Linked DNA regions of Homo sapiens: region 1 is linked to region 2. The links are chromatin loops, found by intact Hi-C in ENCODE. Cell type or tissue: MCF 10A. All regions are shown on one strand. Each heading gives the region's core, and the rest is flanking DNA. Links, peaks and the distances in the headings are about the cores only. Region 1 has its middle 78 kb from the start of THBS1. Region 2 has its middle 26 kb from the start of THBS1.

What was found. Peaks named below come from ENCODE experiments on the same cell type or tissue, not always from the same donor. Only the 100,000 strongest peaks of a DNase experiment are listed, where the experiment ranks them.
Region 1: a loop joins it to region 2, with 7 times the contacts of the local background. A loop is called at or near these places in 4 of 110 quality-filtered maps.

What each region holds. Positions count from the first base shown.
Region 1 is chr15:39,500,384-39,505,765 of GRCh38, reverse strand. No RefSeq gene overlaps it. Among named protein-coding and RNA genes, the nearest start is that of THBS1, 78 kb to the left of the region's middle. In MCF 10A, for the core only: no CTCF peak of the experiment used is centred there; no DNase peak of the experiment used is centred there.
Region 2 is chr15:39,552,361-39,557,742 of GRCh38, reverse strand. No RefSeq gene overlaps it. Among named protein-coding and RNA genes, the nearest start is that of THBS1, 26 kb to the left of the region's middle. In MCF 10A, for the core only: no CTCF peak of the experiment used is centred there; DNase peaks (open chromatin) are centred at 1,072 and 3,182.

The DNA of each region.
Region 1 (5,382 bases), core at 176-5,175, 52 kb after region 2:
TTATTTGCAAATATATCAGAGTTTATTTTATTTTCCACATAAGCATTATATGCTGATTCTAAAAAGGTGGCCTGCACTAGCACAATTTGGCCAGTCTATCTATAGAAACCCAGTTTTTAATACATGTATTTTTTGGGGTCTGTTTACAAACCCCATGGGGAGATAGTGAAAATTGTATACCTTCTCTCCAGTAAAAGGCACACATTGATTTTGAGTATTATTTTAGAGTTTTAATACTTTGAACTGTATAGAACCCAACTTAATTACCTGTAGTCTGTTTGGAAAGTCTCAGAATTCATCAGTTTGATACTGACTGAGCACCAAGCATAGAGCAGGGTGTAGAAATGAGCACTGAAGATGTTTATAAGAAATCAATATGCTTTATTAAAGAATCATAGAATATTAAGGTGAAGGATCCTCAGCTCACATTTCATCTAACCACTGCAAACATTAGGGAGATATTTGCATTAGGGGATCTTTAGGACTTCTATGTAGCTGTTCCCAGTCCTAAAGCTCTGTGAAAATGCGAATACCTTTTTCTACTGTGAATGCACGTATGCATACAATATCAGTTCCTTGTGAACCCTTTTTCACCTCCATGGTATTTGGTCATTGTTTGGATTAGGATGAGACTTCTGTTGCTAATAAGAGGGCTCAGTCATCTTATACAATCCAGAACTCTTCAAATTTCTCTACAATTGTAGTGATACAAGCTGCTAATCTCCTTGGTTAAATTAATGACTGTACTTTCTGGTATTTTAAAGTAAATAATTCTGAGTTGAACAGAAGGTCTGGAAAATTAGGAAACTGGCTTTTACCATGGGATGCAGATGAATCAGACCTGCTAATGTGTGAATCGTCACAGCTTTGAAGCATCTCTGGATAACATGTGACTTCTTGGATGAACTATAATTGAAACTCACAGGTATGGAACAAACATCATGGTCAGGCAAAACTGCTCCCTCCTAGGCAAGGAATTCCGTGTAGATTTCATTTTTATCTCATTTAATCCTCATGACAATCTTAAAAGTGATTGCTAGTACTTTTTGACAAATGAGGACACAGTGACTCAAGAAGTGAAATAACTTACCAAAAATCATACACCACTGAGTGGTAGAATCAGGATCCAAGCTCAAGCTTTCTGGTCTAAAATTCCTGCTACATCACTAGTTTATGCTGCCAAAATCACAGACATCCCCCTTTGGAGCTACAGGGAAAGCCAGGCTATCAGGGCCCTTTGCACAGACTCAGCTCAATCCATAGCTCTGCCATGAACTAGCTGTGTGACCATCAGCATGTTACCTAGCCTTTGTGTGCCTGTTTCTTCCTCTGTAAAATGAGGCTGGTAGCAGTACCATTTTATACGGCAGCTGTGAAGATTAATGAGTTACTATGTAGAATACTGCTTAGAATAGTACCAGGCACATGGTAAACCCCCAGGAAATATTAGCAATTATTGATTACTTGAAGTTCTCTGCCCACTTCCCTGAGCTCGCAGTCTTCTATTGCACCAGGCCTACTTTTTTGAATTGAGAGCATGAGAGACATGTTTTGTTATTTAGTACAATCAACCTCTGGGAGGACCGTGGCCTAATTAATTACAGACTATTTTTTGAAGGCCAGATTTTTATAATGCTTTTGTGGCAAGTTTTCTTTCCCACTTACATTTAATTTTGGCAATAAAAAAGCAAAATTAGCTGATTTTTCTTCATTCTTGCCTGCTGTCAATAGGTTGATGTCTGCCAGCCAGACCGAGGGGCCAACCTTTTATGTATTTATTTTTAAACTTCCATTTTGACAAACCTAGTGGCACTTTTTCAGCTGTTAATGCAGATGATCTGCCTTTATTGCAGGCCCACCAAATGGTCAGTCATCTCTTCTGGTTTCTGGACTCTGACTTCCCTGAGGACAAGAACCACTGACATTTAACTTGTCTCTGTCACACCCCTGCCTAGACAGGGCCTGGCATGTAATGGGCAGTCAAGTGACGTCTGTAGAATGAACTAATGAATGAATGAATGAATGGGCCCACAATCAGAGCGTCCCAAACCTGGCTGTTTTGGGAAGCCACACTTGCTTGCCATTTGGGTTCCTCCCCAAAGCAAGAATATTAACAATGAGAGACAAATCCATAAGCCCCTATGCTCAGGGCTTTCTCAGCTCATTGCCAGTATGTTTGAAAGAAGTCGAGTAGGCCAGCCTGGGGAATATGCCGCATTTCTCTCTAATATGGTTTGGCTCTGTGTCCCCACTCAAATCTCATCTCGAATTATAATTCCCACCTGTTGAGGGAGGGAAGTGACTGGATCATGGGGGCGGTTTCCCCTGTGCTGTTCTCGTGATAATGAAGGAGCTCTCACGAGATCTCATGGTTTTATAAGTGTCCGGCATTTCACCTGCTTGTATTACTCGCTCCTGCTGCCTTGTGAAGAAAGTGTCTTGCTTCCCCTTCGCCTTCTACCATGATTGTAAGTATCCTGAGGACTCCCCAGCCATGTGGAACTGTGAGTCAGTTAAACCTTTTTGCCTTATACATTGCCTGGTCTCGGGCAGTTCTTTATAGCAGTGTGAGAATGGACTAATACACCCTCTTATCTGTGTGGATTTTTTTTTGCCAGGTAGGCTCCAGAGCTGTCTTTCCCCACCCCTCTGTCACCTATCTGGTGTCACTGCGTGACCCAAATGGCTGGCTGAATGACAGTCTATCTTGTTAAATCATCTTGACTCATTTTTTTTCTTGAAAAATTTTGCTTGCCTTAAACATGTGCTAACTGGATTGGACTTGCAAGGGCCCTGTACTAGATAAAGCTAATGCTGTTACTATCTTATTTATATTGCCTTCTCAAGGGTGGTTATTTAGCTTAGACTTTCTCCGAGGAAGGAATAGCTAAATTGCTTCAAAGGAACATTCTTTTTCCCAAATAGGAATTCCCTGGTCATAGCTTATCTCAGCAAGAACCATATACTTGCGACGACATGAGCCAGATTCTCCTACTGTGTGATTTTACTGGAATTCCCCACAATTCTGTAGTAACTTGATGCTGACCTTAAGTTTCTTTCAGCAATGATACTGTATAGTCTCCTTTTGAGTTTGGACACTGGCAAGAGAAACTTAAGCTGGCTGAACAACACAGGATGAAAGTTTGTAAGTGGGAGGAAAGTTTCACCCAGATCTGGAAAAACTCAATGTGTTTTTAGAAAAGAGTGGCAAATGTTTCCAAAGCATTATAAATCGAGTTCACCATTTGGATGGCATTGATTTATATTAAGAATTCTACTCAATAGTAGTTTGGAATGCAAGGCAAAGAAATCTGACCTCTAGCTGTATGAAATCAAAAGAGACATACACCATCTCCAAGGTGTTCTGTCTCTGTGCAGATGAGGCTCAAAGCCACATCACCAAGCCTATTCTCACACCACCTGCCATTGCTGACTAATCGTGCAAACCAATACCTGGAGAGCCACGTGTCCTGCCTCTCAAATGCCTCAGATGTATCTGCTGCCCTCATTAGCACTGCTGTAACCCCAGGCCAGAGCTCAAAGCCTCCACCTGGTAGCATCAGGTTGTTTTCTGGCTGTGGTGTGGTTTCTGATCAGCATCAATCAGCATCACCTGGGAACTTGTCAGAAACACAGATTCTCGGCCCTACCACAAATCTAATGAATCAGAAATTCGGAGGGTAGGGCTCAGCGATCTGTGCTCCAACCAGCCCCTGCACGTGATTCTAAGGCATGCTGAGATTTGAGAATCATGGCTCTAGGCTCACTCCCTCTAACTTAGAACTCGCAATCCTGATGCCTATTAGAGTCACCTGCAGTACTTAACACACCAGACCAATTAAACTGATTAAGTCTAGGCAGGAAATTAAAAACTCCCCAGGTGATTCTACAGCCAGGGTGGATAACTAACATTAACTGATCATCATAGCTTAAATGAAAGTATCAATTACACACTCCTGTTGCTCTTTTCAGAAACCATGATGGTTTCTGGCTTTCTACTGCTCAAGTTCAAAGTGAGCTTTCTAAAGAATCCTCAAATATAGATCAGGAGAAAACCTGACTACATCTGGGGACTGCTTTGTCTCAAGAGCCCATCCCCTCAGTTCTGTTCAGGATTAGGCTCTGCTTGGCTGGAGGAAGCCAAGCATGTCAGGAGCCCTCCTTTTTCATTAGTCATCTCCTCGCCCTCTTTCCCTTTCCCAGGACCCCGGTCCTCAGGGCTGTCCACACCAATTTGTGTGAGCAGCCAAGTCCAGTGCTGATCATGAGGCCTGAGGCCAGGTCCAAGCAGCAGCAAGAGAGAATGGGGCTGGAGGACGGGTGGGATTTGAGCACAGTGTGAATGGGGAAGACTTCTTCAGCCTGACTGAATACCACCAAAGCACAGCAGAGCAGCTACACCCAGGTCAAGCATTTGCAGAGTGGTGGGTGGGAGCAGAACTCTCCATTTCATCTTTCCTGAGTTGCCAGACCTGGGCTTAAATACCTAGATATGATTCTGTGGCCCCTGTGACTGGCAGGAAGACTAGCTCCTGGGGTGGGATAAGTTATATAAAGCATGGTGTCTGTGTCTCTGCCCAAACCATGGGCCCAAAGAAGACACTCCCTGGCCACAGTGGTGGCCCAGCAGCCCGAGGCCAAAAGGAGGTGGCTGCTGCTTGAGATGGAACTTCTCACACTCCCAATCACAAAACCCAACTTCAGTAACAGGGCTTTTTCTTTTTTTCTTTTTCCTTTCTTTTTTTTTTTTAGAGGATCTTAACTTAAAGGTTCTAGTTTTGGTTTTGTTTCAAAAATAAAATCTAAGTCTAAAAAGCCATTCTGGCAGAGGTTAAACTGGTACTTTTCTAGGAATTTTGACTGTTCAAGTTGTGAGTTTCAGATTTGGTCACAATCTAAACGTTTGAACAATAATGGTGATTAAAATAATTTTAGTATTGATTGGGGAATTTTGGGATAATCTTTATAAAAATCAAAGTTACAAAAACCCTAATCCTCACCGAAATGTAATTTTACCAATGAAGACACTGGAAGTCAGGGAAGGGGAGGGATTCACCATGTTAGAAAGTGCGAAACTGGGTTTGCAGCCTCAGATTGGGGGACAGGACAGCTCTTTTCAAGACTGTCTAATGCCCCTCTGCCAGCCAGCCACCATTTGCCTTGAATGCTTGTTAGAGGAAAGGTATGAATAAGGTAATACAGTGTTAATATATAGATTAAACATTTTTAGAATTGCACTATAGCCCACAGTTTTCAACGTGTTTTTATTTCATGTATCTTATTTGTTCTTCCCCGCTAAGCCACTATATCCCTATTTTAGAAGAAAGTTCCTATCTTATAGGGAGCTCTGGAGGTGACTTGCCTGAGGCCACACTGACAGCA
Region 2 (5,382 bases), core at 207-5,206:
CTTAGGATTTGTGTTTTTTTTTTTTTTTTGAGATGGAATTTCACTCTTGTTACCCAGGCTGGAGTCCAGTGGTACCATCTCGGCTCACTGCAAGCTCCGCCTCCAGGGTTCAAGTGATTCCCCTGCCTCAGCCTCCCTAGTGGCTGGGATTATAGGCACACGTCACCATGCCTGGCCGATTTTATATTTTTAGTAGAGACAGGGTTTCACCATGTTGGCCAGGCTAGTCTCAAACTCTTGACCTCAGGTGATCCACCCGCCTAGGCCTCCCGAAGTGCTGGAATTACAGGCATGAGCCACCACGCCTGACCAGGATCTGCGTTTTTAACAAGAGCCTTGGGAAATTCTGGTACATACTCATTTAGAGGCTGGATGCCGAGTCTGGTTCTCTTTCTACCATGTGGGATGCCTCTCATCACTGTGTGCCTTAGCAAAATGCATTTTCCCGTCTTCTCTGGGGTGGACTACAGTGACCCAGCCACCCCTTTGCATGCACACTTTTATTTTTTCATTCTGCAGATATTGTGTGAGAATCTACTATGTTCTACATATTGAAAAATCGTGAGAAATCCAAAGATGGCATCCAAAGGTGCCTTTGGGGGCAGTAGCTATAGTAAAATAGTATATACAATCATTTAGTTGGCACGTCCAACCCGCCTTATTTTGTTGTTCTTTTTATTTTGTTTTAGGCTTTTAGCAGCCTGAAGCCATGGCTTTTAGTTTCTGTCTCTAGTGATAAATGGAAAAGAGGGATGAGGAAGGGGCTTTACTGGCCTAACCAGAAACAGCAACTAAGAACCTGTGACTGTATTCTCTCCCTTGGGCACCCCTGAATTGTTCCCCGCCTTTGCCATTTCTCATGCTGGACCCTGTGTGTGGCAGGAAACCCTTCCACGTGGAACCCACCCACCGAGTAAGCAGGACCCTCATCCAGTTCTTTCCTTGATGGTAGAACACTGCTCAGGTCCCACCCACCTTGTGCTTTGGCAGCAGCTGCAGTGGCAGCTGGCCTAAGTAGTGCGTTTTTGATTCATGGTGAGATGTGATGGGTAGCGGGGCCTGCAGGCTTGTTTGGGCTTGTTCTTCTGCTTGGGTTCAGGCATTCGGTGTTTAGATTTAATGTTTCAACATCCAACAGCTTCTCAGTTTGCGCAGAGGTCTAAATCATAGACGTCTTATCTAAAGCAGGCAAAAAGCATCTGCTATTGCTGGGAATGTTCATACTGAATGCTTTGGAATCCAATTTTATGATAATTTCTCCTTCTTCCCCACCCCACATCTCCTTCCCTTTTTTTCTCCACTCAAAGAAGTCCATTGCTTGCAGCCACCCAACTTCAGTACATATTTTGCTTGTTTGTTATCCCTCATCTACTTAGGGGAAATGGTTGCAAGAACAACTTCAGAGGTATATTAGTCTACACAAGACAAGAGAAGCAAGGACTAGTCCCTGGAGAAGTGAACAAGGGAGACTAAGTATATGAAAGTTCTCCATCTAGGGATGCCGAAAGTTCATCCTGAGGCTTCTGGAATCTTTGCCTCTGCTCCGTTTTTGTTTCTCTAGCATCCATTGAGCATTACTAAGTGCTTTACCCTGTTGCTCACTACAACCTATTTTGCTGATATGAAAAGAAAGGCTGAGCGAGGTTGGGCAGGTTGCCCAAGTGCACATAGAACATGCTGGGGCCAGGATTTACACCCTCACACTCTAGCTCCAGCAGGGGCACTCCTAGCTGCTCTGCTATCTGCCCTTCTCAAGCGGTCCTGCATTTTTCTCTATGGCCTTTTAAATGCTTGCTGGCTGCAGAGCTCCTTTTCAATTCCTTCTACCTGATTCTTAATCCAGGGGGGGCAGAGATTGACTCACCAGCAGTTGGAATCCATAGAATTCTACGTGAAGCATTTCCAAGGAGTAGGATCACACCCAGAAGAAGGGGATCTTTGCCCTTCCTGACTCCACAGGGAGCTAGTGGGACAGTGAGATTGGTGGAGACTGCCACAAACATTTCTGTGTAAAAGAAAAGCTTGCTTATTGGCCGGGCCCCAGTGAAAGGGTCTGTATGCCAGGGCTGTCCAGTGATGCTCTCAAGGCTCTCAAGGCCTCTCAGGCACAGAGGCAGAATAGAGGGCAGTGGGGAGCTGGGGGAACTGGGGAGAAAACCCTCTTAAAGAGAACAGGGGCTGACTGAACAATGCAGGGAAAGAGCATAGATTGAGAAGTCCGAGGGACACAAGTTCAAATCCAGACAATTGCATTTGCTAGATGTGTATGGAAGTTGCTCAGTTTCTCCAAGTCATAAGTCTAATAACTGCCTCACAACTCTGCCATTGCAGTTAAAGTGAGCAATACGAATGATGTGCCTCATACAGGGCTTGACTCTTACCAGGCACTCAGCTCATGGTGGCTGTTATTAGCCCAGGGGCAGATACAGGGAATGAAAATTCCTTTCTCCCTTTGACCACCAACCCAACCTCTCCTTTTTCTTCTTAGATTAGGCTGCTGTAGAGGTATGGATGTGTTTCTGGTTTTGGCTGTTTGCACATGCTGATCAAATTATGACAGTAGTGTGAACTTAACCTGAAATTAGAAAGAGAAACCAAATTATGACAGCAGTTGGGCAAAAAGATCTTCAAGTGGATTATTTGGTTAATAGACATTCCCTGTGGCATTTCATTTTTTTTTCTAGAGAGAAACCATTGATAGATATTAATTAGTATTCTGAATGTACTTTGTCTTGGCAATGCCTCTGCTGATCCTGATCTGAAGGTGGGTTGGCTGCCTCCTGTACAGCCTGACCTCCTCTCCAGGGTGCTGGACACTCTTACCCATGTTGATAGTTGAGACATTTTTGTGGTCTGTGTCCTTTTGTTTCTAAAATATAAGGGGTTCTAGTGAATTTTCCTCCAATGAGCTAGTTTGCCTTTTTGTAAGTAGTCTCAGCTGTCTGCTGTTTTTTCCTATAGATTAAGCCTTGTGGGCTCACCTGTCTCATTTTGCTCTTCTCTCTGGGGGTTGCCCTCATCCCCCTTTGCAAGTCTTCTTCTGGTATCTTTCAGGGGTCTTTTGTTCTCTCTTCCACATTGTTAATTAGAATGCAGAATCCAATCTGGAGTGAGCAAGCACTGACCCCAGGGCACCCTGCTAAGCACCTCTTCTTGCTGGAGATGTGCCACAGAGCCTCACCTTTCCTTCGTAATCTTTTGTTAGTGTTCAACCCATGTGACTTGCTCTCCCTGCCAATTTGAACCTTTAAATGTCAGCAATTAAAATTTCATGAGCTGTTGTATGAAATGCTGCAACTCAAGCCCCAAACACAGCAGCTGCTGTGTTTCTTTTGTCTTCTCATATGGTTACCCTTTCCAAAACAAGATATCATGTTGTTTTGGATTTTTTTGTCCTTAAGAAAGCCGTTTTGCTTATTGCTTGAGACATTCCACTGTCCTTGATACATTTACAAACTATATTTTTAGCCACAACTATCCTTACTTTGCTAATTACAGATTTACAGGTGCTGGTTAGTTTCAGAACAAATGTCCAGACATTTTCAGTTTCCACTCCCCTCCACCCATCTGCTTCCCAGTAAGTTGTGAGAAATAATGAAACTTTTCACTGGTTTCTTACTCAGATCTTTGAACACCCCAAACTACTTATCACCTGGCCCCTTTGATTTGTAAATGTTCAGGTTGTCCAATTACTGTTTTTTGTATTATTTTCCATCAGCTCTATTTGTAGAGTCTATGAAGTCATGGCATAGTATCTAGTTTCCTTTTTATAGAGGAGTTCCTATCTGTGAGCCATGGTTTTCAGCTGAGGCCGTGCATTAGAATCCAGGGTGGAGTCTTTAAAAAATTCAGATACCCAGATACCTTTCTTATCCCCTATGGAATATTGATTTAGAAGGTTTGGGGTGGGGATATGAGCATTTATATGTTTCTAAAAGCTCCTGAGTTAATTCTAAGGGCACCCTGGTTGATAGCCACATTATGGACTGAGTCCCAGGTCTGTGGTATCGAGACCACCATACTGACTGGCCCCAGTAGGCCCTGGGGCCTGGTCTATGGACCCTGAGCCTGGGTTCTAGCTTCTGTTACCTCTCCCTGATGGAGAGGGTCCATTTGAGCAGGGGCTTGGCTATATGGAGAAGGTTGATGGGAAGACATGAAAGGAGGGCTTGGTAGGTGGAGAGAAGGGCAGGATGAAGCAGAAGACTGTCGCTAGTGTAGGGAAGACACGGCTGAGTTACAGCTTAGCCCAGAATGCCTGAGAGAGAGTGGTGGGAGTCCAGGTTGGATGTGGGTCAGGGCCTTGAACAACAGACTTCACGTGTACTTTACTCTTCATAAAAAGCAGTGGTGGAGGCCAGCCCTAAGGTATTGCCAGGTAATAATAGATGGTGAATCCCTGTAACGTCACCTCTGTAAATAAAGCCAAGTTTTGTCTTTCTTCTCTTCATTATTTCCAGGACAGATTATATAGAATCCAGAGCTCTTTGAAATAATTAAGAATGCACTTTGCTTTTCATGATCTTTCTTAGGAGGATTATAAAACCGATGGCTTGTTCCACACATTTTGCCTAGAGGCCTGGGTCCTGCCCAGGCGATCCCCTGGATTTCTTCACATTGCTCCAGGAACCTCACATCTCCCAGCCAAGGCAATCAATTGCAGCAGAATTCCAAAGGGTTTCCCTGTTCATGATGGGGTTTCTGCCAATGCCTATAAATAAATAAAATCAATGTCTTTTTTGTGTTTTTGCTGAGCTTTATTGGTTCCCCTTATGAGATGAGGAAGGATAGGATAAGAAATGAAGAACTTGTTTGTATTTAATCTTCCCGAAATATATTTGGGCAGACATTATTATCTGCATTTTGTGGCCAAGAACATTGAGGCTTAATCGAGGTTAAGTAACTTGCTTGTGGTCACAAAATAGTAAGTTGTGAAACTGGGGTAGAAAACCAGGTCTTTCTGGCCCCAAACCCATGCTTGCTCCATTATGCCACCTCTTCCTGTCTGGGTGGAAGGTCTGCCAGGGGATGTTGAGGCATCCCTGGTAAGGTTAAACCTCATTTACATTTTAAACCAGACACTAGTCTAGAGGCATGTCTAGGCTGATTGAAGGATTTGGGGCAGATTTAGGGTAGGCTATGTGCATGTGATGTCTGGGAGATTGATAATGGGCTAAAGTTGGGATGGTTGCAAGACCAACTTTGGCTGCTTTGCAGTTTTGCCCAGAACTATAGTAGCATCCAGGGAGCTGGTGCTCAAGCTGAGATACTAGCCTCTCTTTGGAGTTATTAACATATGTGTTCTCCAATTCAATATTGTTCTCCTGCTTGGCAGAGGAGGAGAGGTAAACAGATGCACCTGGGCAGATTTTCTTGAGTCGT